Linked DNA regions of Mus musculus: all the other regions are linked to region 2. A link is a loop called in an ENCODE intact Hi-C map of the cell type or tissue named here. Cell type or tissue: left cerebral cortex. All regions are shown on one strand.

Evidence for each region. Hi-C counts contacts between places; a loop is a spot of excess contacts. Peaks named below come from ENCODE experiments on the same cell type or tissue, not always from the same donor. Only the 100,000 strongest peaks of a DNase experiment are listed, where the experiment ranks them.
Region 1: a loop joins it to region 2, with 2.3 times the contacts of the local background. A loop is called at or near these places in 8 of 42 quality-filtered maps.
Region 3: a loop joins it to region 2, with 2.6 times the contacts of the local background. A loop is called at or near these places in 2 of 42 quality-filtered maps.
Region 4: a loop joins it to region 2, with 8 times the contacts of the local background. A loop is called at or near these places in 6 of 42 quality-filtered maps.
Region 5: it touches region 2 in a loop (9-fold over the local background); 8 of 42 quality-filtered maps call a loop at or near these places.
Region 6: it touches region 2 in a loop (5-fold over the local background); 6 of 42 quality-filtered maps call a loop at or near these places.
Region 7: it touches region 2 in a loop (17-fold over the local background); 13 of 42 quality-filtered maps call a loop at or near these places.

Annotation. Positions count from the first base shown.
Region 1 is chr2:61,709,362-61,713,361 of GRCm38, forward strand. It overlaps Psmd14 (proteasome (prosome, macropain) 26S subunit, non-ATPase, 14), which reads left to right and starts at 2,333. Exons shown (of 12, transcript NM_021526.2): 1 at 2,333-2,512. In left cerebral cortex, no CTCF peak of the experiment used is centred here; a DNase peak (open chromatin) is centred at 2,320; H3K4me3 peaks cover 1,872 bases; H3K27ac peaks cover 1,092 bases.
Region 2 is chr2:61,812,681-61,816,680 of GRCm38, forward strand. Tbr1 (T-box brain transcription factor 1) reads left to right here. Exons shown (of 6, transcript NM_009322.3): 6 at 1-1,434. Among named protein-coding and RNA genes, the nearest start is that of Tbr1, 10 kb to the left of the region's middle. In left cerebral cortex, a CTCF peak has its summit at 2,422 (motif pointing right); DNase peaks (open chromatin) are centred at 84, 658, 2,188, 2,453 and 1 more place; H3K4me3 peaks cover 2,840 bases; H3K27ac peaks cover 3,840 bases.
Region 3 is chr2:62,330,401-62,334,400 of GRCm38, forward strand. It overlaps Dpp4 (dipeptidylpeptidase 4), which reads right to left. Exons shown (of 26, transcript NM_010074.3): 25 at 3,856-3,929; 26 at 1-2,319. The coding sequence ends at 2,218. Among named protein-coding and RNA genes, the nearest start is that of Dpp4, 80 kb to the right of the region's middle. In left cerebral cortex, no CTCF peak of the experiment used is centred here; a DNase peak (open chromatin) is centred at 1,665; H3K27ac peaks cover 1,519 bases.
Region 4 is chr2:62,292,639-62,296,638 of GRCm38, forward strand. The region is part of intron 18 of Slc4a10 (solute carrier family 4, sodium bicarbonate cotransporter-like, member 10); the gene reads left to right. Among named protein-coding and RNA genes, the nearest start is that of Dpp4, 120 kb to the right of the region's middle. In left cerebral cortex, no CTCF peak of the experiment used is centred here; no DNase peak of the experiment used is centred here.
Region 5 is chr2:62,628,407-62,632,406 of GRCm38, forward strand. The region is part of intron 3 of Ifih1 (interferon induced with helicase C domain 1); the gene reads right to left. Among named protein-coding and RNA genes, the nearest start is that of Gm39839, 10 kb to the left of the region's middle. In left cerebral cortex, a CTCF peak has its summit at 2,257 (motif pointing left); DNase peaks (open chromatin) are centred at 154 and 2,214; H3K4me3 peaks cover 13 bases; H3K27ac peaks cover 1,260 bases.
Region 6 is chr2:62,284,454-62,288,453 of GRCm38, forward strand. It overlaps Slc4a10 (solute carrier family 4, sodium bicarbonate cotransporter-like, member 10), which reads left to right. Exons shown (of 26, transcript NM_033552.3): 16 at 2,349-2,510. Among named protein-coding and RNA genes, the nearest start is that of Dpp4, 130 kb to the right of the region's middle. In left cerebral cortex, a CTCF peak has its summit at 1,584 (motif pointing left); a DNase peak (open chromatin) is centred at 812.
Region 7 is chr2:62,456,457-62,460,456 of GRCm38, forward strand. The region is part of intron 1 of Gm13561 (a long non-coding RNA gene); the gene reads left to right. Among named protein-coding and RNA genes, the nearest start is that of Gm13561, 3.3 kb to the left of the region's middle. In left cerebral cortex, a CTCF peak has its summit at 1,890 (motif pointing left); DNase peaks (open chromatin) are centred at 688, 1,891, 2,355 and 3,964; H3K4me3 peaks cover 593 bases; H3K27ac peaks cover 2,725 bases.

The sequences.
Region 1 (4,000 bases), 100 kb before region 2:
ATCATAGCATAGATCAGAACGCATTTTAGCCTTCATCAGAGATACTTCTTGTAGTAGATGTCAGTTAACACAGAGACTCTCCGTGAGACAATGCACAGGGAATAGGAGTATGTGGAGTGTTCAGCTTCAATCATACATCATATCTCATCCCTTCTTCCAAGGCCCAGGGCTCTTTTCAGAAGATTAGATGGAGAGATTGCCAGAAGCAGAGGTGGTGGATCAAAGAAACTGTTTTTTAGACATTGGGCGGATGCACAATAAACTCATAGTAATGTGACAACATGCATAAGAAGTAAGCAAACTCAAGCCAGACAAAACTCCAGCATAGTGGTGGGAAGGTAGGTACCAGATCCTACCACTAGCAAAGGGAAGGGAGAGGAAGAGACAGCTTTTAATTATGTAACCCCAGGCAGGTCAACCACATTTCCTGTTAGTTGTTAGTTGGGCAACACAAACTAGACTAGATAGGGAGGAGTGGTTCCAGGTTGGGTGCGAAGAGAGGGAAGGTTTGAGAGAGGGGTTATAGAATGAGCTGGGAAGTGAATATGTTTAACGTTTATTAATTCTTTGAGAATTAATACAAATAATGTTTTAAAATGTGGATGTTTATGTATGTGTGTGAGGGTACGGTGCTCTTGAGAGAAAAGGTCACTGAATCCTCTGGAGATGAAGTTACAAGCAGTTTGCCGCCCACTGTGGTTGCTGGAAAATGAACTTGGGTCTTCTGGAAGAGCAGCAAAAGTGAAAGTGATTAGTAGCTGAGCCACCTCTCCAGGCCCAGTAAGACTTAACCACTGTCTTATTAGGGTTTTACTGCTGTGAACAGACACCATGACCAAGACAACTCTTATAAGGACAACATTTAATTGGGGCTGGCTTATAGGTCCATTATCATCAAGATGGGCAGCATCTTGATGATATCAACATAGCAGCATCCAGGCAGGCATGATGGTACAGGAAGAGTTGAGAATTCTACATCTTCATCTGAAGGCTGCTAGCAGAATACTGTCTTCCAGGCAGCTAGGATAAGGGTGTCAAAGCCCACACCCACAGTAACACACCTACACCAACAAGGCCACACCTACTCCAACAGGGCCACACTTTTTAAATAGTGCCACTCCCTGGGGCAAGCATATACAAACCATCATAACCATATTCTTGTAATAGCCATATTCCTTTTGAGTTTTACTAAAGGGGAATGATTCTGTAATCCATTCTCTTCTACCATTCAGTAGTTCCATGGTGATTTTTGAGTCAGGAATGCTTTTAAAAAAAATTAGGGCTGGTGAGATGGCTCAGTGGGTAAGAGCACCTGACTGCTCTTCTGAAGGTCCGGAGTTCAAATTCCAGCAACCACATGGCGGCTCACAACCATCCATAACAAGATCTGACTCCCTCTTCTGGAGTGTCTGAAGACAGCTACAGTGTACTTACATATAATAAATAAATAAATAAATAAATAAATAAATAAATAAATAAATCTAAAAAAAAAAAAAAAAGAAACGCTTTAAAGATGCATTTTAACATATTTGAGAAAGTGGGAGTAATCCATAAACATGGTGAGTGACCTAAACGGCGTCCCAGGATGTGATAGAAACTTGCCAAAGTTAATTTGAGTAACTTTGTTTTGAAAATCTAACACAAAGATAAAAGGCCGTTATCGTTTAATTATGTAGAGAAGTAGTTTTTTTTCAATACGTATTGAAACAGCTGAAAATAAGAGGCAGGAACACTGGAAAAACGTCAAATTTCCTTGAGGTTCCCCCCCCCCCCCCCCCCACACACACACAGGGTTTCTCTGTGTAGCCCTGGCTGTTCTGGAACTCACTTTGTAGACCAGGTTGGCCTCGAACTCAGAAATCCGCCTGCCTCTGCCTCCCAAGTGCTGGGATTAAAGGCGTGCACCACCACCGCCCGGCCTATAACCCCTTTTTTAGGCAGTGAAGGCAAGAAGAGGTAAACTTGTATGCGGAAAGAGCCTGTATATTTCTAACCATCTCCCTATCCCCCACCCCTTTAATTTTTGCTTTTCAAGTGACCAAGAAAACCTTAATTCAACCTTTTACATTTTGAGGAAGGCCACAAAGGCGAAGGACAGAACCAAGCCAAGTCTAGCCTCCACAAGGCTGATAACTCCAAAATTCCCAAAGCATGGAGACCTCAGTGAAGCAGGATTGGCACTGTGAAAAAAACCAGGAGGGCGGAGCAGCTCGCCTGACTTCCGCCTCGCGGGGACCGGGACCAGGCGGCCTGCGCGTGCGCTGTGTGCTCCTCCGCCCCCAGCCGGCTCCGCCCCCCCCCCCCCCCCCCCCGCCGGCTCCACTCCCCGGCGGACTCCAATTGGCGGTAGAAGAAAGGAAGCCGAAGGAAGCCGGGAACCCGGAAGTACTTCTCTGCAGAGGCCTGGGCGACTCTTTTGAATGGAATCGGGCTGATTCATCGCCTGTTCTCCGAGCCAGGTCCTTGTTGAGTGTGAGGCGCTGCCCTCGCCGCCGCGTCGCCACAAGGCCAGGTAGGATGCAGACCGCGAGCTCTCTTCAGGCGGCCTCAGCCGAGCCCCGAGGCGGGCCTGGGACGTCCGGGAGCCTGCCTCGCTAGGCCGCCTTCAAGCCTTGGGCTTTCCTGAGTCACGTTGCCCAGCCAGGTTGCCGGTGGAGTCCGGGGCCTGATGGGATTGCGGACCCCTTGGTCCTTTCTTCCCTCACCTCCGGGTGTCCGGCAGGGTTAGGGCTGGATGTCATCTCCTTGCAAACGTTTCTGCTTCCCTCTAGCTTGGGAACCTTTAACCCATCAACTGGCAGAACCCTGTTTATGATCTACGTGTGTTCGTCTTTAGATCTTCCTGTGTTGAAAAACTTCCAGTCCAGGGAAGAAAAGGAGCGAGGATGTTCGCTTAATCGTTTGTCCTGCTAGCTTTAAAAACCTTCAGAGAGGCATGCTTTTAATCCTGAATGTTTTTAGAATAAAGTTGGGTTATTCCTGCTATGCCATTACTTCTTGTACTGCTCCACTTGAGTACTGGTCTGTGAATGGTTACATGTCCATTTTTGAGTAAAGTAGAAATCAACTACCGCTGCTGCGGGTTATTAGAACTCAGTTTTCCCGTGGGTCGATCGAACTCAGTGTCTGCCAAAGAATGATGCCCGCATTTCAAAAGAGTCTTAAGAAATTTGGGAACGCTTTGTTTACTTATTAATTTGGAGATAGGTTCTTACTCAGTATATCTGCTTGGTCTAAAACTAATTATGTACACCAGGCTGGCCTTAAATTAATATAATCCTGCCTCAGTTTACCAAGTGTTGAAGTTAAAGGCATGTAATTCCACTTTAGCACGGAGTGAAAAAAAAGTTAAAATGGCAACCAAGTTCCACGTCATGGCTGTGGTAGTTTGTAATTGGCCCCAATAGGCCCATAAGGGAGTGGCACTATTAGGCAGTGTGGCTTTGCTGGAGGAAGTGTGTCACTGTTGGGGTGGGCTTTGAGGTGTCATAAGCTCAAGTGTGGCACACAGTCTTCTGCTGCCTGTGGATCAAGATGTAAAACTCTGAGGTACCATGTCTACCTGCATGCCACCATGCTTCTCACCATGATGAAAATGAACCTGTAAGCTAGCCCCAATGAAATGTTTTCTACAAGAGGTGCTGTGGTCATAGTGTCTCTTCACAGCAATAGAATCTTCAAGACAGTGGTAAACACTTCTAATGCCAGAATTCAGGAGGCAGAGGCAGGCTGATCTCTGAGTTGAAGACCAGCCTAGTCTACAAAAACGAGTTCTGAGCCAGTTAGGGCTATACAGTGAGATCCTGTCTCACAAAAACAACAACAACAACAAAAATAATATGAAAGCGCTAGTAAAGATCTAATTTATAGAAAAGGCCTTAAATGTTAGCAAAGAAATACAGTTCTCATGTGAACACTCGCAGTACTAGGGAGGAAAAGGTGGGGAGAATCTTCTGCTGTTTGAGGCCGGCCTGGTCTGTGTAACCGATTATAGGTCAGG
Region 2 (4,000 bases):
GTTTTCCAACTTTTCGTCTGTGAGGTTATGATCCTCCCTGTCTTTTTTCCACCCCCTTCTCCTTGCCCCACTCATCCTCTCCTTTCTCTTGGAATGAAACTCTTCAACTTTAGGAGACCTGGGCAATCCTGCCAGGCAGCAGCGATTCCGACCCGCCTTGTCTTGGCCTCCCTATTTAACCATAGGATGTTGACTCTAGAACCTGCACCCACCCAGCGCGTCCTTTCTTATACCCGAGTGGATGGATGGATGGATGGATGGATGGTAGGGATGTTAATACTTTTAGTGGAACAAAGCCTGTGAAATGATTGTATATAGTGTTAATTTATTGTAACGAATGGCTAGTTTTTATTCTCATTGTCAAGGCACAAAACCAGTTCACGCTTAACTTTTTATTCCTTTCCTTTCTTCTCCTTTTCTTTTTCTCCTCTCATTCTTTCTCTTCTCCCACACCCTTTGTTTTCTTGTGAGTTATTAAAGATATTCTAAGAGGCTCTGGAAACACGAAGCACTTCATAGTGGTGGCTTTCTCACTTCTCAGTTCGTTGCATGATGTAACCACTGTGTGCCCTGGTGCACACAATGTAGCTAAGGAGAATCCACCTGAACACCTGTAAAAGCTAGTTGTCTGTTCCTAGGCGAGTCGAGTAAGTGACACGATGCCTGCCAGGCGGACTTAACTGGAGTTCTATGTGTTTCTCCCTTCCTTCTAAATGGAATGGCCCCACATCAGCAATATTATTTTGCCTTATTTGTTTTTCCCCAAAGTGCCAAATCCATTACTGGTCTGTGCAGGTGCCAAATATGCTGATAAACTGTTTCTGACTATCTTTTCAGACCCCACTCCACCTTTATATGCTGTAAATCTTTGTAATGAGTAATCTACTAATGATATAGATGACTGAATTGTTGGTAACTATAGTGTAGTCTAGTGAAGATGAATTGTGTGAGTTGTATATTTTACTGCATTTTAGTTTGAAAAACGATTCCCCCACCACTTAGAGACAGCTGAAATTTGACTTTCTTGGGAAAACACTAGCATTATTGCAAGTAAGACTGATTCCCCCCAAGTCTTGTTATATTTGATAAGGAGCATTAATCCCCCTGGAAATAGATTAGTAGGATTTCTAATGTTGTGTAGCAAACTTATACTTTTTTTGTACTTTAAAATCAATGTGAAATATGCATCATACACAATATTCAATCTAGATTCCAGTCTATGGGGGGATTTGTCCTAATAGGAATTCAGGGTCTAAACGTGGGTATACTTTGGCTCTCCTGTAAATCAAATGTTGTGATTTTTTATATTTGTTTTGTTTTGTCTGTGAATTGAATAATTTATACAAGTACACACTCCACTGAGAATCGTTTTGTTTTCTGCTCGTTTGTATCGTCTGTGTATAACAAGTAAAATAAATCTGGTAAAATGCTAAATATGGTGTTGAGAGCAGTTTACAGTTTGCAAAGAATTATTATAGGTTATGGCTTTTAGGGGTTAAGCAAGACTAGCCCCTCTTCCTAGCTCTGGGCAGTCTGACAGTAGCCACTTCCTACACCCGCTCTTTTATAGTACCACCAGCTATTACTTTTTTCCTATTTATTTACAGTTAGTATAGTTCTCTTTGCTGCTGTATGCCTTTTCTAGGAAAATATATAAACTGTCTTTGTCCCAGCACTCATTCTCTCCGAAGCTGAAATGACAGGACAAGGAGGGTCTGCAGCTGAGCCAAGGATTTCTTTAAAGTTCACACAGTAATTTGTGAGGCATTAGGTTAGAGTAGGGTGCAATATAAGACAAGTCAAGAGACAAACTGTTGCCTGCAGATGCTGAAGATTTGGTTTTACCAAGAGGCCTTGGAGGTGACTGGCGAATCTTTATAAATGCAAACTTGGACGGGCCTTCCTCTCAGAGAGGGAGGTCTCAGGGCATTGTTCCGGGTGAGGTGGAGAAAGACCCACAGAACCAACACAGGGAAAGGTTGTTGTTAAAGAACCGAATTCAAAATTTGCTTTGGAGAGGGGCTGGGGATTGAGGGTGATGCCTGGAGTCACCTCGGTGTCTTCTGTAAGGGGATCCTCGCTTCAGTTGCAGTTTTACCCAGGTCAGGTCCCCACCCTTGAGAGCAAATGGCAATGAGGAATTTCATGAGAAAGTTTGCAAGTCTGTCTTTACCTCATAGAGGCGACTTCTGTACTTTTGTCTCCAAAGAGGGTGATTCCTGAAAGGGACAAGAAAATGGTTCAACCTTCTCCTTTAGTCTCAGTTGGCCTGGAGGTGACAGAATCAAACTCATCAGCACCCAGAGAGTGTCCCGTGTCACCTTTGTGGTGCAACAGATGTAACGAAGCTTCAAAATTGCAATTAAAATGACAAGTCGAGGGGGAGATTTCACCGATTTGCCTTCCCTGGACAATCCCGCCACTAGACGGCGTTCCATGGAGTCTCGTGTGCCATGGAGAGGGAAAAAAATGATGACTGATTTTTTTCCTTTGTTTTTCCTTTCCCCTCTCCTCACCTAAGAAGTAAAGACGACGGGGAAAAAAAGCACCAAACATGGTGTGTGTGTATATGAGTAGGGAGAGGAGTGAGCAGTGTACTCCCGTGACCGTGCACCCGCCCCGGGCTGTGCTCGGAGCCCGCCCGCCCGCTCGCCCGCTCGCCCGCCAGCCCGCTTGGCCTGGCCCAGCAGCAGCAGCACGTGCTGCCCCGGGCCGCGTGCAGGAGCGCGCGCTCGCGGGGGCGTCAGCGCTCCAGGGCGCGTGGCCGCGGGCTGGCCGAGCGCGCGCTCCGACCCCAGACCCGCTCGCGGGAGCGCGCCGTCCCCGAGCGAGCGCCCCCTCCAACCCCCCCCCCCCCCCCCGCCGCCGCCTCCCGGGCCCCGGGTCCAGGCGAGGAGCGAGGCCCGGAGTGGTGTCAAATGCGTAAGCGAAGCCCTTAGCTTCCGAGGAGCGATTTCACAGGAACGGAGCGCCTCGTGCAGCAAAACGCGCCTTAGCTGCTCTTAGCCAGCTTCAAAAACACTGGCGAGGTCGTTTCCCTCGCAGCTCCGCCATCTGCTGTGTGGACTGAGTCAGCGTGAGGGAAAGCTGCAGCCACGCGCTCCTCTCGGGGGCCGCGTGCTTTCCGGGCCCCCTGACGGCACCCAGGCTGGGTGGCTGCGGAGCGAGGGGACCGTGGCTGCGGACGGGCGACTGGGGCCCTGGGGGCGGCCCAGGGCACGCCCCGGGTACCGGGTGGCTTTACCCAAGTCCAGGCCCGCCCGGGGATGGCCGGCCCTCGCCGTCAACTCAGTCCCCTCACTTCCCAATGGCGTCTCCACGCAAGGGAAGAAGGCAGCAGAGAGGCGAGAGCGCGCTACTCGGGTCTGCCCTCGCCCGCTTTCCGCCCCTGGCCACCCGCGCCATCTTGCAGGCCTCCAGCCTCTTCGCCCCGGTGCTGGCCATCGAGGCTGCTGGGGTCCGGAGGCGCCGCCCGGAGGCAGAACCCGCCGGGCAGAGGCGGCGGAGGTGACCCCGAGGCCGCGCGATGAGGGCCTACCCAGAGCCCAGGCCTTAGGCCTAGGCCTAAGCGAGCTGCTCAGCCTAGGCCAGCAGGAGCAGGACGGTGGGCATGCGGGTGGAGAGCAAGCCTGGGGTTCTGCTGCAGGATCAGGCTGTCACCACCTCCGGCCTCAGCACTCAATTGCCTTCAACCTCCACCAGCATTTTCATTATGATTTTTTTTTTTTGATCTGCTGGAACTTAACCCGTTTATTTCACAAATCACATTGTTCCTGGTTTTTTGGTTTTTTTTTGTTTTTTGTTTTTTGTTTTTTTAAACAAATAATGGGAAGCAATTAGCAGGTAGGAACTTAGGGCAGATGGACAACGTGATGTCCTTAAATTCTGAAGTTATATTCTCTGACAAATCCAACTGTTAATGGTTCTTACTTCCCATGTGACTCACGTTTTGAGGGGTGATAGTATTTATTCTTTTAGCACCGCAGTTTTAAAGGCTCAT
Region 3 (4,000 bases), 520 kb after region 2:
AAACTTACTCTTGAGTTCACTTAGAACTTCCGCATCAGGTTCTTAATCTAATTCACAACTCTTACGGAACAGTAAAACTTGTGCTATGAGAGTCAAATAAAAACTGAATTTATTCACATTATCACCATTTGAAACCATCATTGCCTGAAAAATGTGTGCTGTGATATTTGATTAATTCAGGCTCCAGAAACAACATATTTAGAAACAAAAGGAACACAAAATTCATGGTTTGGCTATTATATAAATATTATGTGATACATCATATAAGATATATTAATAAAATCTAGATTATTATATAATGGGGTTTAGATTGATGAATTCACAACGGGTAATTTCTGTTTATGTTTTCACACTGACAGGAACATGTCACCTCTGTCCCTTGATCTAGAACTTTGCAGGTGGATACTGCTGCACATGGTGAAAGTGCTGTATTCTAAAATAGGATTATAGCCAGAAACCTACAGGCTTACTTACCAGCAGTGCTTGCAATGGAAGAATAGGACTTGAGACTTACTTAAGGTGGAGTGAATCCGTGGGGGGGCCTGGGAAGTGGCATCAAGCTCATGAATATCTAATCCCACCCTTATTTGATAGGTAGTTTCCATTTCTGCCACGTTTGCAATTCATGCTGTGGCTCACCTGTCCAGAATAATTTTATCTAGCACTCTGGTCTGAAACTGCATTTAAATGTGTGAAGTCCATTTTAAAAATGCAGTTGTGTTATAAATAATTGAAACAAAACGTAGTATTTTCTAAGTTATCCAAACATTGCTAAGTCAAGTTCAATATCAGAATGTATGTTTTCTATTATATCACCCCCCCACAAGAAGAGACCAGAGACAAAACAATACAGAAAACCCTGGAAAGACAAGTCAACCAAAACGACTCTGCTGATAGTGTTCTGTCCCATGCTGTGAGCCTCACATGCTCCCCTAGATTAAATTATATTATGAATTCCATAGTATTTAAATGACCAAATTATTGTTAATTGATTTCTCCAAAGCTATGTGATAAGTGTGAAAATAGACATTTCAGGGGGTATTAGAGAAACCCCTATGAATCATTTAAGTTTAAACAGTTTTATGTATCTAATTTTTTTTAAAAAAAAGCTGAACTCTTTCCATGTTTACAAGACAGTCTTGGATGTCTAACAAGTTAAACAAGAACCTTTGAACAAATGTGTCCATATGTCAATGCGGTGTAAGTTTGATTCAAGACATAACCCATTACCTCTGAAAAATGGAAGCATATTTACTAAATGACCAGGCAAAGTTCCAGTGTGTAGAATAGAAATAATAACACAAAACATTCTCATTTAATTTTCCATTAAAAAGCTAATGAAGTTAAAATATTTTAATTAAAATGCTCAAAGAAATGAAGTAGGAAAAACTAATGCAAGTATTCCTTCATGTTAGAATTTGTGACACAAATATTTTCAACTTTTAACAGGGCAAGTCGATATGTTCCAAGCTGCCTCTTTTCACTAGGAGACATCGGTAATTTTCAAAAGCACATTTACAATGCTTTCCCATCACCCTTGCTGTGTTTTTGTAGCACCTATAGCCATAACTGGCACCTGGGGCCCTTACATTGCTGGCAGCGTCCCTTGCATTTCTTTGGAGTCTATTCAACTGCTGTGGTTTTACTTAGAAGTCAGTGCTTTGCATATATGATTTCCTGAGACTGTTTGAATAGTCTTTCTCAGAAAACTGTGCCAGTCTGGCAGTGAACAGCTCTTCTCGAGGCGAGCTGACAGTAGCCTGGTTGGTTTGTATGCTTGGACCTGGGTTTCTAGCCATACTCCCTGCTCCCTCTTCTCTTGTTGCTGCCCTAATGACATCATTACCCACATCTTGTCACCCACTTAAATAAGGGAAACGAGATTTGGACCAGTCTAGTAAGGAAAAAAAAAATTGAAATTCTGCTCAGGAAATCTATGCATAGCTCTTGCAAAAATAATTTATATTTGTTGTTTCAGCAGCTGATGTGGAAATGATTTTAAATGATAAACAAAACAGAGGGGAAAATCCAAATTGCTCTAAGGTAGTAATCTGTTCTGGGGACAGGCATCCTTAGTTAGGATTGCAGGTGTAAAACTGGAGAAAGCAGCCTGAAATGTCTCAATGCAACATTATTAAGATCTTCATCTTAACAGTGCACTTTTGAGATAATGAGAACAAATGTGGTCTTAAATAAGCTATGGAGAGCTATGCTGTGCTAGTGTAAGGAGAAGCACTGCTGGAGGAAATGGCTCATGTGGGAATAGATGTGCTGGTGAGCTGTGCTGCTAGCGATCCCGTGGTCTTCATCCGTGTACCACTGCAGAGAGAGAGAGCGCTCAGGATTAGGAGGTCCTCGGTCTTTAGAAGGGAAAATTCAAATGAGCTCTTGCACGGTGTAAAAACAACGGGAATGGTTTATAAGCCTAAGTGTGATCAGAGAGGGCGTCTAGTTCTCCACCAGAGCTGTTCAAGACATGTTCCGTCCTGAAGAAATCACTGGTCCTCTTTTTTGGGGGGTGCTGAGAAAATCCACTATGCATTTGTGTTTACCGCAGAAGACTTTAAACATGGGTATATTCTAATTAAAATACCCAAGTCAACCTTTAAATGTGACTCAAAGGTCACTTAAAAACTACACTCTGAATGGGAAGGTTTATACCAGCAGGCATACTATTTTAATAGGTGCCAGCAAGGGCCAAATCTCTCTACACTTGAGTATGTATTAAAATAAATAGATTTTAAGGACAATTTTCTAATATAAGCATCTAATGGCTGGAAAAATCAATTTTAATATTAAAGTCTTATATCTGTAACATAAGTGAAGCCAAAAGACAAATGTTTTATTTACCAACATTTAAATTTTACACTGGAAATTAAGAACTCTGTATATCTGACATTTATGTCAGGCAGGTACATATTCCTGAGACATAAGTTAATTTTAATCATGCCTCAAGTATTATATAACTTTGCTTTAAACATGGAAAAAACAAACCTCAACTTCTTCTGAGAATCTGGTCCAAAATATATGGCAGGTTTTCTCAGTACAAAATAAAAAATCCACTCTTACATAGGTGGGCACTATTGAAGCGGAGCACACAGCTAATTATGTGTCAGAAGTGGAGGGACACTATTTTCTAGCCAAAACAGTTAAGAAAGTTGTGTTGTTTTATAGCATTGTATTATTAGTGCAAGATGCACATATATATATATATATATATATATATATATATATATATATATATATATATATATATGTATGTATGTATAAAGTCTGATGAAGAATTCTAATGAAGAAGATGAGTTAGACTAAATACCCAAAACCTCCTCTATACAGGCAAACCCAGCCCCAGCCATTTCTGACTTTATAAACAAGCCTAATTGTTTGCTGCCTGCAGTTGTTCAACAAAAGATAATGTAGCGACTGCAAGAGCTGAAGCATGCTAACTATTAATACCCCACTGTTGTTAGGATGGCTAGTAATCATAATAACAGAATGGATTTTACATTTCAGCTATTATCATGCTGGTTTCACTTTAGAATTACTCTGCCACACATTTACAGAATAAGTGATTACTTTCGAATCAAAACAGGGAGAGACTGAACCATCACAGGAATAGAAGAATGGTGTTTTGACACTCCCAGGATATGTAATACTGTGTTTCTCAACCTCAAACTGTCTAATATTTACTCTGTGTATGACTCAAGGATAGCACGTCTCCAACTTCACAGCGGAATGATAAGGGGCCTCTCTTCTCTTCCTGTCATCTGAGACTTCCTTGGGAAAAAGTAACTGCCAAAGGGGAAACTAGACCCACTAGATATTTTGTTCCCCCTGAACAAAGTCTTAGTATACCATTGCTTGGAAATCCACACCAGCATCCACCAGGGCTTTGGAGATCTGAGCTGACTGCTGAAAGTGAACATTATCTGTGGGAAAGACAGTGAACAAACAGCCGTAAACAAGTAGCTAATAGCCTCTGGAGTGTTCAGATACAGAG
Region 4 (4,000 bases), 480 kb after region 2:
CCAGTCCCTGAAATAAACACGACCCCGTATGTTACATTATTTCTTTTGTTACATGAATAAATCAGTATATATTTAACTTTTTAAATATAAATTTTAAGTCAGCATGGATTTAGTGAACAACAGACTGGCTTCATCATACTGTCTGTACTCCACAGTAGTCAGTCTGTCCTCAGCCACTGCACTGTGAGCACTCTACACGCATAGTGTTCAAAACAGGGTCCCTCCAGCATTGTCATACTTTAACATAAATAAAGCACCATTATTATTAAATATTATTTGTCTATAACCATTTTCTCCTATATGTTCCACTATGATGTACTCTGTTGTTGCTGATTCTCCTTTTGACAACAAAATATTACTTCTTACAATACCATTTATTAGGAATAACAGTTTGTCCGTGGCTATTCTCCTTGCCTATTGAAATTTTTTTCAGAGTTTCCTGGCTTTGGCATGAGCTTCATGTTCATGAAAAGATGTTCCCTGAGTATATTCCCAAATCACAAGCTAACTATACTTCCAGCCTTTATTAATTTTTAGTTTTAAGCTCCTCACAACCTTGGTTGGAACATCATTCCATGGACTGTGTTCTTTCATTTCTGCACAAGCATGTGGTAGTCAATGCAGCATATATCCGAGTGCATACCGTCTCTTCATCATCTTAGAATCTTGTCATCTTAGCTCTCTTCCAAATGTATTATAGAGCTTTTGATTTTTCTGCACCTCATTTCCAGAACTAGTCATTTTCATTCACATAATACTTTTCATAACATCAAAAAATGTTTTCATAATAGTTTTGTACTAGTAAATACACAATAAGGAGTTGAGCTACTCAGACTATCCGACTCATTGGTTAGGTAACTTACTATACCCAAGAACAAGGGAGCATAAGTTAGCAAAACTCCACATCACACCACTGGCCTTTGTGTCATGCAAACATTAAAGTAGCCACAAAAATAAAAATATGACCAGGAAAATTAATATATATTATATAGATGCGCAAATAAATCCATCCACTCTCTAGAATTTAGGACTTCCCTGTAGAATTGCTGGGGGCGGGGTAGGCAAAGATTAACTAAATCCTTTTCAAAGGCATTAAAAACAAAAGCTTGGTTTTGTTTAGAGCATACTCTGTGAAAGTGGAAATAAAGCGAGACATTATTTGTAGAAGAGAAAGTTTCTGTTAAGATACAGCTCTGGGATTTTCTACATGTTTCTGTAGACAGTTCAGGCTTCTTTTGACATCATTTTTAATAAACAGCAATACAATCCCAGATCACTGGAGCAAATGAATGCATTCACAGCATTCATTTGGCACCACGTTCCCTTGATGACTATGGCATTTGATATGTTCTTTTTTGCCCTCTTTGTCAGCCTGGTTCCTCATGTCAATCTATAGTCTTTTATGTGGTTAACGTGACAGATGCAGGAAATTGCTGCCAAGTTTGAAATGATTTCTTCAGCAGTGGCATCTGGGTATCAGATGGTCCTCTTGGCTGGCCTCTTGTCTTGCTGCATGTTGGTTTTAGTGGGGTCTGGTGTAGCATCACCTGTTGCTATGCTCCCTCTTCCTCCCATATGTCCATTTCCCATGATTCAAGGATGAATGTGAGAATAAAAGCTACAGTTCTGTCTTTATTTTGAAAAAAAAAAAACTACAGAAATATGTTACAAGGTGCAGAGGTCTCTCTCTGACAAAGGATACTTCCCTTTGGCTGGCATGCCTAATCAGCTAATAATTTGTTTGCAACGAACAAGTTTTTAAAAACATTTTAAAAGAAAGGCAAGAAGAAGGATGCTGATTAATGAATGGAAATGTCAGAATTGCCTTATCTCCTTTGGTTTGCATTAAGTCAAATTGTACTTATTGTGCAGCATAATTAAGGGAAATCATGTATTCATTTTAAAGACAGAATTGTTCTCTCTGAAATAATTATCTTGCCTACTTCTAGAAATCCAAAATTCCACTGTTTACATTTATTTAAACAAACAATAAGAGCCATAGGAAATTATTTTTAGGAAGAAGTCTTTCTTTTCTCCATATTATTAAATTTAGTGAATATGGATGGTTAGAAATTAAGGATGTGCTAAAACGACAATATTGAAAAGGGAGGGGTCTGTCATCTTTTTTCTTTTGTGTCCCCTGGCACTTCTCATAAATACAAATTCATTTTTGGTAGTACCGCAAATTTAAAACAATTCCAGAGGCACAATTGCATTGAATCCCCTTGGGTGCAGGAATTTGGGTAGATTCTAATTCACACTCTGATTTGCACTCCCTAGAACAAAGCACTCCTATAACTGCTTCAGGCGCTGCTCTTTAAGATAGTGAGTTTCATGCTATTAACCTATAGCTTATGAAATGTTTTGCTGAAGTCTTTTTCTTATGCATGTTTGATTATGCTGACGCCAGGATGGCTTCCCATTTTCTAGATCTCCCTGGGTGTTTTATTCTCACTACCAGGCCAAATGTAACTGCTCTATTTATTCTATAATTATAACTATTACATTAGATTTTAATATGTGTTTCAAGAATATATGTTTCCTTGTTTTAAAAAAGCCATTCTACTCAAGAGACAGAGGTAAGAGGATTGTCAAGTTCAAGATATATAATGTGTATATAATGAATTATAGGTCACTTGGGCTACATAATGAGAATAATGAGACCCTGTATAAAGAGAGAGGGAGAGAGAGAGAGAGAGACAGAGAGAGAGAGAGGGAGAGGGAGGGAGAGAGAGAGGGAGAGAGAGGGAGAAAGGAGGGAGAGAGAGAGAGGGAGGGAGAGGGAGAGGAGGGAGAGAACGGGGAGAGAGAGAAAAGAATTTCAATCTGTAACATCTATTGATTGTCTCTTGTCTGTTAATAATTATGCTAAGAAACTATGGAAAATACTGAGAAATGATTTGATGTTATCTGTCCTTAAATTTGGATTTATTATAGTAGAACCTAGCATGTACTTGGTATTTATGATAGAGCAGACACTACTCTCAATCACTTCTGGAATTAAATAATTTAATTATCATAACCTAATGAGATACCTTTTATTGACATTATCAACTTCTCTCAGCTCGGAAAAGGCACAAGAGAATAAATGATTTACCTAAGGCCATTGTTGAGCCTTTATTTATTTTATCTGTAAATTTTCACTTTAAATATATTTTTGAATATAGATTCTTCTATCATATAATATGTCTGGCCACAGTTTCCCTTCCCTCCCCTCCTCCAAGATCTACCCTCCACCACCATTTCCTCTTCAGAAAAGAGTAGGCTTCCAAGAGACAACAGCCAAAACAGGAGAAAACAAAATACAGTAAGACAAAGCAAAAGCCCTTATATAGAGGCTGGTTGAGGCAACTCAATAGAAGAAAAAGAACTCCAAAAACTGGCAAGAGAGTCAGAGATACACATGCTACCACTGTTAGGAGTCCCACCAAACTAGCAGCCATGACATGTACACAGAGGACCTGATACAGAGCCACACGGGCCCTGTGCTTGCTATCATTTAAACCCAGCGATGAGTTTCCAGAACAGACACTTTTGGTCGTTATGTTGCATGAACTTTGATGAAGTAGTACTGAAAATAATAAAGTCAGAGCCAAGTCACAATGTAAGTCAAGATTTTTGCCACCTCTGTGAACAGCAGTGCACTTCAGCATCTTTGGTTGTCTCCTCAGAGACCTACCCAATCAGCCAGTCAAGAGCAGTCTCTGAACATACTGGCACCCACTTTACTTACTTAATTTTCTGCCTCATTTGAGTGCAGAATAGTGATAATGGAGCGGGATTACAGAGGAGGCAGAAACACAAATGCTGTTATTTCAAGGGATGGCTGGAATCTCTGGTTGTTGAAAAGAAAACAAAATGAGAATAAAATCATGGGGCACTGAGATAAACGTGAGAATAAATAAGAGCAGTTGGGCTCTGTGATACTATATTTTCCAATAAGACATGATCCCTGAAATGAGAGCACGTTATGGTAGACAGTATCTTAGAACTTAGCTAT
Region 5 (4,000 bases), 820 kb after region 2:
CTTTAGAAATAACAATCTTTTCTTTGAGAGGAAATAGATTACTTTTATTTTCAGCTCTATGTATATGGATCTACACACACACGCTCACATTTTGGTCTGTCATAGTTCGCTCTGTGTGCCAGGGAACATGTGTTCCTGCAGAATGGAGAGAAGCCACCTCCACCCACCTTGCATATTCTATCCTGGATCCAAGCTTCTAGGAAATGAGTTCCCCAAAGAGAAAAAGAAAATCTCTCTCAGAGCCACAGGCCCACATGGCCATCCACGGAGCTTCTCTCTGCTCCTGTTTATAGATGTGTGTGTGTGTGTGCACACACACACACACACACACACACAGAAATATGTCAGCTAGAATTAAATGTGAATCATTTGTGATGATGTTGGCTTAACTTGTATCATCTCGGCCTGTTAGTTATCCTTTGCGCTGGGGTCCAAACACAGAAAGAACTGATTAAAATATAGGGGTGTAAAAGCTACTATACCCACCAGAAGAGCTTGTTCCTTAACTTAATGATGAAGGCACAATGTTTTGAAGTGTGGTCAGTCACAACTGTAGACCTTGATGACCACACTAGAAGTCTTGACATTAACAGGACCGTGGACTGGAAGATGTGAACTGGAAATGCTTTAAATTCAGAGATGCCTGTTGGAAAGGCTGAAGACTCTAAGCAACCCGAACCAGACAGCAGGGAAGTACAAGTGCAGATATCATTAAGGGTGCACAGGTAATGCTCAACAACAATTCTTGCATTTCTGTCCCCTGCAACCCTGTTACATCACATTTATGACACACCACAGCTTTTGTATAACTTCCCTTACTAATGACATCCACTCAGTCTGAAATGTTATCAGTCACCCCTGTTCATAATCCCACCATAAGGCAGCCCTCCCTGGCTCAGACAAATGTCTGTCCTTCCCTCCTAGCTAAACTTCTTTGGGGTAACCTACCTTCCCACTCAAGTCTGCCTCTGAACCCTTTAACCCCTAGACTTGGGGCTTTTCTTTCCTTTCCATTGATTTTCCATGGCGTAATTACTGTTTCTTCTTGGGAGCATGTAATATCTGTTTTCTTACCAAGGTCGTATAATTTTAAGATATGAACACAATGGTTTGGTATGATCTGACCAACTCACTTCCTTCTTGCTGGGAGTCTGGCTTTCAGTCCTTTGCAACTCAGGATAGAGAAGGTAAGATCTGATAAACAAATTAAAATCTGTTATGATTCTGCTAAAAATGTTGTTTGTAGTGATAAAATAAACCAGTCTAAATTAATTTCACTGTAGAATCACACCACTCAGTTTTCATACGGATAAAAATACCTATGGCATTATCGTTGAACTCTGGATGACTGACTGTAGCCCTTTTAAGACAGCTGTGCAGTTGTGAGTCACACAATACGCTCAGTTTGAAAAGAAACATAAAATCCTTTATAAGCATTAATCACAACATATTCATATTCCTTCCTTCCCCTCCCTCTCTCTTCAAATTACTCCCTACCCTTAAATGGCCCCAGTAGCACTGCAAATTCTCAGAAGTCAATGGTAATAACTAAATTTAAGGAAATATAAAAGATAACTCACTCAATTTGAGCCAATTCTGAAACAGTAATATATTGCTACCACAGTGATCTTCCTTTAGCTTCAAATGTTGTGGCATTTATTTCTAGGTTTCTAAAAATCACTAGATTTTCTACAGGATAGTGATATGGAATGTTATTCTGATCCTTAAGTGCAAGGATAAATTTTGTGACACTTTCACAGAAATAAGTATAGACCAAGCCTAAGATTGGTCTTTGGTCTATGAAAAGGAAAACAACAACAAAAACAAAAACAAAAAACAAAAAACAAAATAACAAAACAAAACAACAATAACAAAAAGTGCTGTGACAGATTGGACCAGGGAGAAAGAGGCTGTTTTATAAAGGTCAATTTTTAAAACCCCTCCTACAGAACATGATCTATGCAAAATATATCCACAATATATTCCAAAGCATAATGTCACCGGATAAACCTAAGGAGTTGAACATATGGGGGAATGAAAAAGAAGGTATTACAGTCTGAAAACAAGCAGGTTGGTGAGCTCATTAGCTGGGGTAGAATTTTAAAATCTTCACGTGAACGAATATATAAATCAAAATATACACATGCGTGCTGGGTCATGGGCCCTATGTATTCACACATGGCTAGTTACATTATCATTTTTCACTCTTGGAGAAATCCTTTCTCTTTATAAATGTCAAAGCGCCCTCTGCTGATCATTCTGAGGTACTTGCATTTCTAGAGTCCAAACAAGGTGCTCTAATGGATCCAGAAGAGAAGCTTCCGGGTTTGTTGTTATGCAGTGTTACATAAAAGTGTTTCTTCCAAACTCAATAGCATTTCCCTTGTTTGAAATCTCATTTACTACACTTTTGTTTTACCACGGCACTTTATTTCCTAAATGTAATAATAAAATCTCCAAGTTAAAAGGTAACTACTCACTTGTTTTGACAAAGCAATAACAGATATTTAGAAATGACTCTAACTTTTCTGGAAATGTACAGAATTAAAATAACCCATAGAATGGGTTAAGTCCCTTTGGAGTCTTCCATGTGAATATGGTCTAAGAAAACATCAAAATTCTGTGATATTTTCTTGTTCTAAAATCTCCAGTGACTTCAGAAGGCAGAAGAGGCATCTACATCCCGACAGCCACATTAACAGTTCTAAAATGCGCAGTTGCTGTTTAGAAGTCACTGTGTCAATTTGGGAAAGGCAATGCTTTAAAGAAAACTTTGGTTTATTTTAATTAATAACTACATTTTAAGGGGGGATAGCATCTCTCTTAAACATTTTTCTTTATTTGTGAGAATTTCATACATGTCTTCAATAAAATCATCAATAGACCCCCATTTTCCTCCTCCTGCTTCCCCTAAGCCCCCCACATTTCCCGCAATGTGTCTCCTACCCTACTTCACGTGTGTGTAATCCCAGTCAATTCTGAATGATGAATGAGCGGAGAAGAAGAGATGCCAACACCCCACGTGTGCTGAGAGGGTGAAATGGCCATCTAGAACCTTCCACAGGAGAATTCTAGTCTGTCACCCTTAGAAGGAAGGATAAATGTCATTAAAGATGGGCTCCCGTGCGAGCCACTGCGGTGACTGGCGAGGTGTGAAGGAGTTAGAAGGCTGTAAAAGTGACTCCGAAAGGATCTTCATGGAAAAGCTACTTACATCTAAGGGGCTTAAATGCAACAAACTACCATAAACTAAAAGACATGCTAGCGGGTTCAGCAAGATAATAAGAAATATCCTGACATAAGTTACAAACTTCTCTTTCCTTTTATTACTGCATATTTTTTTTTTAAAAATCCAAGTTTACAAAACGCATGCAGCTTAGGAAACAATATTTGTTGTTGTTGCTGCTGCTGTTGTTACTTCTAACAACTACTAGGGGTATTAGCCCATCTTGCTAGAACACAAAATAAACACACAATATCTTTATCAATAAGCTGTGCATGTCATTCAAATAGATACCAGAACCTATGGCATGCTTCCGCAAATATTTTCACTGTTAACACTAAGAACGACTAGACAGGCAAAATCCTCTATTAAATTTAGCAATAAGTATTGTGAGCCAAGTAACTCCATGGGTGGGATACAGAGATGAGTGGCAGAGCACTTGCCCAGCAGGAGAGAGGCCATAAATCCAGTCATCAGCATTTATCAGCAGCTGCACCTAAAGCAACCCTCTGGTGGAAAGGCATCATGTCGTCACAAACAAGCAACCCTCCATCATGGGCTTGGAAAAGCTCAGGACGGGACTAACCTATTCACAGATGCAGACACTGGAAGACTCTGAAAGGTCAGAGGGTTCCTGTGAGCCTGACGGGCTTCTAGAAGCCTGTCCAGCTTACTATACGAGCTCACTCTCTAACCGGTATTTGAGTATTTTGCACTAAGCTTAGCCCTAAGGTGCATTGTATGGCCAACCTCACAGAGTGGGAAGCTGCCCGGGCG
Region 6 (4,000 bases), 470 kb after region 2:
AAATGTTTGGAGGAAGGAGGGGAGAGGGGAAATGTAATGGTATTATAATTATTGTTATTATATTGTAATTATATTTTAATTACATTGTAATTTCAAAAATCTTTAAAAACTAAAAAAGAAGGGAAAGTAATTATCAATTGCTTGAAATTTGTTTCAATGCTTTTTAGTCTCTTTCTATACATATATATATATATATATATATACATTTGAAAAGACATTAATAATTTCACATTCATATCTTCAAAATATACTAATAATTTCTATTTTAATTTTTACCAATTTATAGAATTGTTGAAATAGAATGTGTTGGAAGAGTAATTAGAATCTGTCAGCAAGTATCTTTTGAGTACTTACTATATTGTAAACCATGATAGACTAAAATGAAAGAAAGGCTTTGAAGTTTGTTTGCACGTCCAAAGGACTCCTTTTTCCCCTGTCTCTCTGTCTCTTCATTTCTTTGACTCTATCTCTGACTCTGTTTCTATCCCAAACCCCTCTCACTCTGTGTGTGTGTGGGGGGGGGGGGGTATATGTTGGACATGTAGATAGTATAAAGCTGAAAATAAATGTTGAATTCTGTAGTTACTTTTTACCTACAGAATTTACTTTTTAGAATCAGAGCCCCACCCTTGTTTCCTTGAAAAACAAGAAATAATAATACTTTACAGTTTGCTTTGAGTTGAGATAGCTAGCCTTGGCATTGGCGGTTATAGATAGGCAGTTGAATAATCTTTTCTTGCATCTGGCTTCTTAGGAGTAGAGCATCTGACCCACCTACATCCAAAGAATTCATAGAAGCCTTTCAGACATGCACAAAAGACTGCAGGTGCTCACAAATCACTATGTGCTGTGTGGGACTCCCACTTCCTCTGCTTAGACATCCTGGTGCACGTAACACTGCTTAGCAATTGTTCCAAGCATTTCTAAATGCACACAAAAAGAGACTGGAAATGTCAAAGATTTTTTTTCAAAATTTATTTATTAAGTTTAAGAAGGAAAATTAAAGCTATAAATAAGGCTAAGAGGTTTATTATTATTATTATTATCATTATTATTATTATTATGCAGTTCTTCAGTAGCTTAGTTTCTGTTCTCTGAATCATCTTAACATGAATAATTGAAATTTAGCTAATAATAAAGACAGTGTGGTGTCTGTTACATGGCTCTAAGTTATTCTGATTTTTCAAGAACCTTTAGACTCAGTACCTATGTCAAGAAGAAGTTGGTTGTTGCTTGCTTCCGGATGACAATGTGGCCACTTATTTATTTTAAATATTTCGGAGGAGTTTGTTTTATTCTAGAGTGAACTCAGGCGCTTGAAGTTTGGTTCAGTGAAAACAGCATATCTCTAAATTTTCTTTGACTATTCCACAAAGCAAGTCTTGTTCAGGGTCACAATACCTAGATGAATAAAAATTTTCCTGGCTTCTTTAAGCTGATATTTTCTATTTGTTTTGAATACAGTAATATAATTTTTAGAATATGAACGTTTTCCAAGATGACTTAGAAATATTTTTTCCTTTCAAAATATTTAATGCTTACATAAAATGCTGTTTTTCCCCCTTGAAGTTCTTTTTGACTTTGCTGCCACCTAATGGCTAAGACAGTAATTAATTTTTTTCTTTTTCTTTTTCTTTTCTTTTTTTTTTTTAACCTTTTTTTCCCCTTAAAAAACAAAACATAACAAACAAACATAAAAGCAGAAGAAATTCCGTGGGAAAGCAGAGCAAGCATGACCCTCTCCTTGTTCATGTAGGAATTTCTTTATCATTTCTTATTTGAATTCAACAATTACCGTATACGATTCAAATTTCCATTTCTTTAAATATATATCATCATTTTTGTTATCTTTCATAGCCTTCTTAGTATTGTTGAACTAGTTTTTAAAAATAATTACTGTTCTGCACTAGTCTATAATGCCTACCACAAGAGCGGTGCATGTACCCAGCTCTACCACATAGCATTAGTGAGGCTGAAAAAACATTGCTTAGTTTCTCCATGTCTCAGCTTTCTCTGGTATCAAATATAAATGAAAATATCTGTCTATGGTGTTGGTGTGAAAAAAACTAAAATGACATATTTAAATGCTTTATTATATTTCTGATGTTAGTACAAACTACATTATCAAACTTATCACATTTAAAATATATCTGTTATCTTGAACTTAATCGATGTCAGATTTAAACCCTATCCAAGTAGAACTTGAAATCAAGTGTCATACCTCTTAAGTTCTCTGTGGGAGCCATGGGTGAGCAGTCTAGGTGTCTCAGCTGCGTTTGATAGGGTGTTAGTTTTCTGAAAGAAATGCACTAAGTGTTCTTTACCAGTTGTGTTTCCCTTCCTCTCAGGAGTGCAGATCACTGCACGGGGAGTATGTCGGGCGAGCCTGTGGCCATGGCCACCCCTACGTGCCAGATGTTCTCTTCTGGTCGGTGATCCTGTTCTTCTCCACAGTTACCATGTCAGCCACCCTGAAGCAGTTCAAGACCAGCCGCTATTTCCCAACCAAGGTACTTGGGTTTAAATATTTCTGATCCAAATATAAACTAAATATTCTACATGCTCAAGGTTAGGGGAGAGTTACTGATGGAATGACATGAACTGGTAGAAAGGTTCTGAGAGAACTGGCAAGCTAGATTTAGGTCCTAGAACAGGGCTGGGAAGAAGCCCTTTGTGACATAGCTACCAGAGGTGGCACAAGCTCTTCTGCTTTCCTTCAAACTGAAAGGTCAACACTTCCCTTCCCATGTACAGATTTGGAAAGTCAAAGCATAGGCCATATTAGTGATTGTCACTTTCTTTCCCAGGGAGCAGTGGGGCCTATGCCAGCCTGACAGGAACCAGTGTTACAGTCTCTACATGGAGAAGCCTGGCACTGTGCACTAGGACACAATTTTCTTTTCTTTTTTTAAATGCATCAGTCCTTTACCCTAAGCCACCATGCTTGTATCTGTATATTTGAGAAAGGAAACAGGGAATCAACTGAGTTCAATATTTAACACTACAACATAAAAATCTGTGAGGTCTGAGTCCACCATGAAAAGGTCCAGGATGAGATTTAACAAACACACACACACACACACACAGACACAGACACACACACACACACACTCAGACACACACACACTCAGACACACACACAGAGGAAACAAATGTTTTTCAGACTGAGGTAAATATCTCAAAAAAATTCCACTTTGGTAAACAAGAAGAGTTCCTTCCAGAGACTGCTGCTTTTTCGGTCACTATCTTCTTCACGAAAGTTAACAGGCTTATCTCCTCCACCTTTCAGCTGAACCATTCTCTATGTCAGAATCTAACGACTTTGTTCATGGGTTGCAACAGCATACTAATAGAAAGCAAATGTTACTGATAGTTTTTAAGAGTAACTACTCAAAAATGTCCTTGGAGAGCTTGGGAGATGGCGTAGTCTGTGAAGTGCTTGCTCTGTAAACATAAGAACCTAAACCCAGGGTCCAAGAACCTATGGTAAAGGGCTGGGGGTGGGGGTGGGGGTGCCGGAGAGCTGGGTGTATTGGTGCACACCTGTGGTCCCAGAGATCACAGTGAGATTGCAGGGGGAAAGAGGTGAATCCTTCGTGTGCCTTTGCCTGAGCTATTGGATGAGGTTCCAGGCCAGTGAGAAATGGGGCCAGCATCTCAGGAGGTTTTTCTCTGACTTGCACATGTGCACCATGAACTGTGCACCACTGCACAATGGCTTTCTACAATGAGAAATGGTTTGAAAAATGGCTTATATAAAGTTCATTTTATATCAAAGAAATTTTTAAATTTGCCTACATCATTGTGTATATTAGTAATTGTCATACCTTAAGTAATTAAAACACGCTTCTTTAATAAAAGCAGGTAATGCCATTTAGTGGTCCTTTGGATTCATAATGTTAAAATATAATGTGTATTCAAGAGACCTAAAATTCACCTGATGCAGGCCAGACAACTTTATTCTGTGTTCCAAATTTTCACATACTTGGGTTTATAATAG
Region 7 (4,000 bases), 640 kb after region 2:
TCACTCTGTACTCCCCAAATTATGTTTCAGTTTTAGCAAAATATATTAGAAAAGAAGCAGAGGAAGGAAGGCTTTGTACTGATTATAATTCAGTGACCACAATCCAGTTTCATAAACTAATCTCAAAAGAAAACCTGGGAACGCAGCTCTGGGTTTCCCGAAATGCTTTTCTTTCTGATGATCAGTATTTTCATCGTCGTCGTCGTCATCATTATCATCATCATCATCAATCATCATCAAAGACGTCGTTTGCTGCTATTTACTCTTTCTTATCCTGTGGTGTCATAGAGATGTCCAGAAGCTGCGTAGAATGAGCACAGGGATTGGGTGCAGAAGCAAAAGCAGAAATCCATCTTCTTCCCAGGCAAGAAGAAATCAGAGACACCAGGTGCTATACACAGGCCATTGTCTTTCTGTACTTTATCTGTTTTATAAAAGGTATTCTTCACGTAAAATTATACAGTGGGAGAATTCTAACTTAAAGTAAACAAGCAGTTATCAATTTGTTTTCATTTAGAATATGCTAAGCATAAACATATATTGCCCATACAAATATGGTGCCAGTATTTAAGAGAGCACAGGTTCCCTGACCTCAAAAACTTTAAGAACCTCTGACTTGCCACTTGCTGGAAGATGAAGGCTCTCCCAGGGAGAGGCTGAAGGGTAAGACACAGAGTCCTTCAGAGACTCCTGACACTGTGACCTGCAAGCAGGTTCTCTTCCCAGGGCAGTGGCTGGAACATGTGTAGGAAAGGCCTCAAAAAGTTCCGCTTGCTCTCGGCAGCTTTCCTAGTCTGGAGCATCACGAAGAACATTCATTTAGTAAGCAATTATTCTGACAATCTGAGCAATAAATGAGTCTCTTTTAGAAAGTAGCATTTTTTGCAATCTCCATGAAGTCTTGAGTATGAACACAATATATCACTATAGAAAATGTAGAGAATTCTGAAAAGTCTTAAAAACATGAATTTTATTTCCCCGAGAAGATAATTAGCATATACATTTCCTTTCTGTTTTAAACAAAGTTATCATGATTAATATTTAAGTTGTTACTTTATGCCTAGTGTAGTTTTTAACCCCTTTTAATAACTGTTTTCTGTTTTGCTAATCAATTGGCATTATTATATATATGGAGTAAAATATTCTCTTTGAGTTACACAAATAAATGTATACTTCTGCAATTGTACATGATCAGTCATTCCACATTATTAGCTTTTATAATAATGAATACAACCTTACTAAAATATTAATTTAGTTTACACACATTCACTCCTGCAAAAATGTATATCACAGATGCAAAAGTGTTTATTTTACTACTGACAAAAATATAATAAAGATGTAACTTCCTCCCAGATTGCATGCTCCTTTATTATTTTTGCTATTGTTATAACTTATTGAGAACTTAAACAAAATTCGTGTTTTCCTTCCTTTGTAACATAATTAAATGCAGTTGGATTTTGTTTTGGAAAATTGTAAATAAGGAAGATTATGGAAATAACGATATCATTGAAGGGAAATAATGATTGCAACAATATCAAAATGTACTGTAAAACAAGAAAAAATAAAACAGTATGGTTTGATAATAAAGACTGAGAAATGAAAATACCTCCTGGGAAATAGCCGAGCAAGCCTGAAATTGGTGTTTAAGTATAGACAGTCTCACCAATATGCCGCAACACTAATAAACGTTCAAAAAGCGTTGCAAAAACTACCATGGCTTTTTTCTTTTTCTTTTCTTTCTTTCTTTTTTTTTTTTTAATCTTCTTTTCTTCCTTTTTTTTTTTTTTTTTTTTTTTTTTCCTCCCGAAAGAACACAAATTCCTTTTCTAAAACAGCTAGTTTAGGGAGATAAAATTGGAAGAAAAGATGTATGGTGCCATCTAGTGGTCTTTCATATAACTGCACAATACTGTTCTATGTCGTTTCCATTCGCAAAAATTAAAATTCTTCGAAGAATCGAGAAAGGTAAATTGTTTATTAATAAAATATTTAATGCATACTTCCTCAGCACTAATTTAAGAGAAGTCTAATTTTAGTGCTGTTAAGGTGATTGTTAGGTCCTCAGAGATTAAGGTAGGCTGTGTAATTATCTGTACTTAACGTACAAGAAATTACAGTTCCAGACATTTACATAAACAAGCATGCCAACCTGTCATACTTTTTTTTAGTAACACAATGAAACAAAAGAACAATTTGAATAAAAGCACGCTGATTGAAAATTCATATATGGGAGCAGAACCTGCCAGCCGTTATAAGTTCTGAATAAAGAACACAATTTGAGAAACCTGTTCTTTGGATTGAGGTGCCGGAGGCTTGGCGCTTGCCCTCAGCTGTTGCTAGTGTGGCCAAGTAGTTCCTGGAACGACTGGAGACTCCATCTTTTCTCCCAGCCTCCAGGTAGGAGCTACACACATCTGTGACCATCGCCACACTGATTGTCTGCATCCGTCCCCATCAAACAAACCAAAGGTCCTACATTCACACGGAGAAAACTTACAAAGCAGCCCTTCCGGTTCAGAGAACAAGTTCACCCTGCCCCTAAGGTGCCTGCAGCAATAGTTCCCTGCTGTAATGAACGCCTTCTCCCCGAAAAAGTCTCCGTGGACCATTGTTAGTCCCCTTCGCTGGAATTTGGGGTCTGCCAGTGAGATAATGGGACCAGTGTATTCCTGGCTTGTCATTGGCTGAAGCTTAAGATGTAGAAGCTTCAGGTGGTCACCTGAAGGGTCTGAATAACAAGGGGAGGCAGGGGGATGAAGTCCAAGGAGCAGTGATCAGAAGAGAAGGAAGAGTACCCTAACTAGATGCTGTTGCCCTGCTCAGCCTTATTGGGTTCTCCTTGATGTCTCAACACCTGCCTAGTGACCCCTTCATTTTGGTGAATCGTATGCAAATGCTTTTCTGTCTTTTGGTTCAGAAGTGTATTCTATCACTCAGCAGCCATATTTCTTCTATGCTGTGTCTGAGTTCTTTTGCATGACCTGTGAGAGCTCTCGTGACCTCTCGGTTTCCCTCACTTCTGGGTCTTTCCTTCTCCCCAACTGGCCTTTTACCCTTCTCTCTACACCGTAAGCACTAGCTGTATACAAATTTCACTTCGTGGGGTTTACCAGCCACTCTTCAGGCTATCCTGAGTGCTCCAGAAAACGTTTTATTATCTTTCCTCCCCAGCTTCGTTTTAACCTTCAGACACAAGTCCAAGTCCCTTAGGTCTCTCAGACTTGGATCGTTTTCTTGGCATCATCCCATCGATTATTCTGCATCCTGTTACTGCTTTGCTGACTCTGCGTCAAAAAAAAAAAAAAAAAAAAAAAAAATGGCCTCTTCCTTTGGAAGAGACTAAGCTCTTTGACGGATGGATGGTATTTGTCTCCCTGTGGCTTTGTACTGAACCTAGGCTATAGTAAGCACTACATATATGCCCAAAGAACTGACGAGACGTGTCTGTTAAGTGAAAACAAGTAAGGCTCAAGTTTGCTCTAAAACGTTTCCTGGGAAGGGCTGTGTCTAATTGACCTCGTTTCTCCTTCAGCTGGAGTTTGTAAATCCCCCACCACCACCACCACCACCACCGTTTTATGAGAGCTGTTGTTTCAGGTTTCAAAATGAGACTCCCCTTTTCAACGTGACTCTTACTTAAGTCAAAGCTGAATGCACACAATCGGTCTAAAGATTATCTCTATTTTGTGGACATGGGTGGTCCAGACACCCACAAGGAGATAAATAAATGTTTGAGGTGGGTCCTTCAATGATTTTTTTTCAATGGATGCCAATTTGGCAAGCTTGCCTGGGCCCTACCAGTGTGAGGAACCATGATTTTGGTATGATGTTGGGGAATTTGTGGCTCCCATCTGCTGGTTATCTCGCAAAATGTAGAGCTGAGAAAAATCACATACTGATTAAATCATAGAATCCCACACTTGGAAGGGACTTCATGAGATGATCGGGCCCGCCTCCTGAAGGTCAATGCATAAATCATCTTGTGCAGATGGCTGTTTAT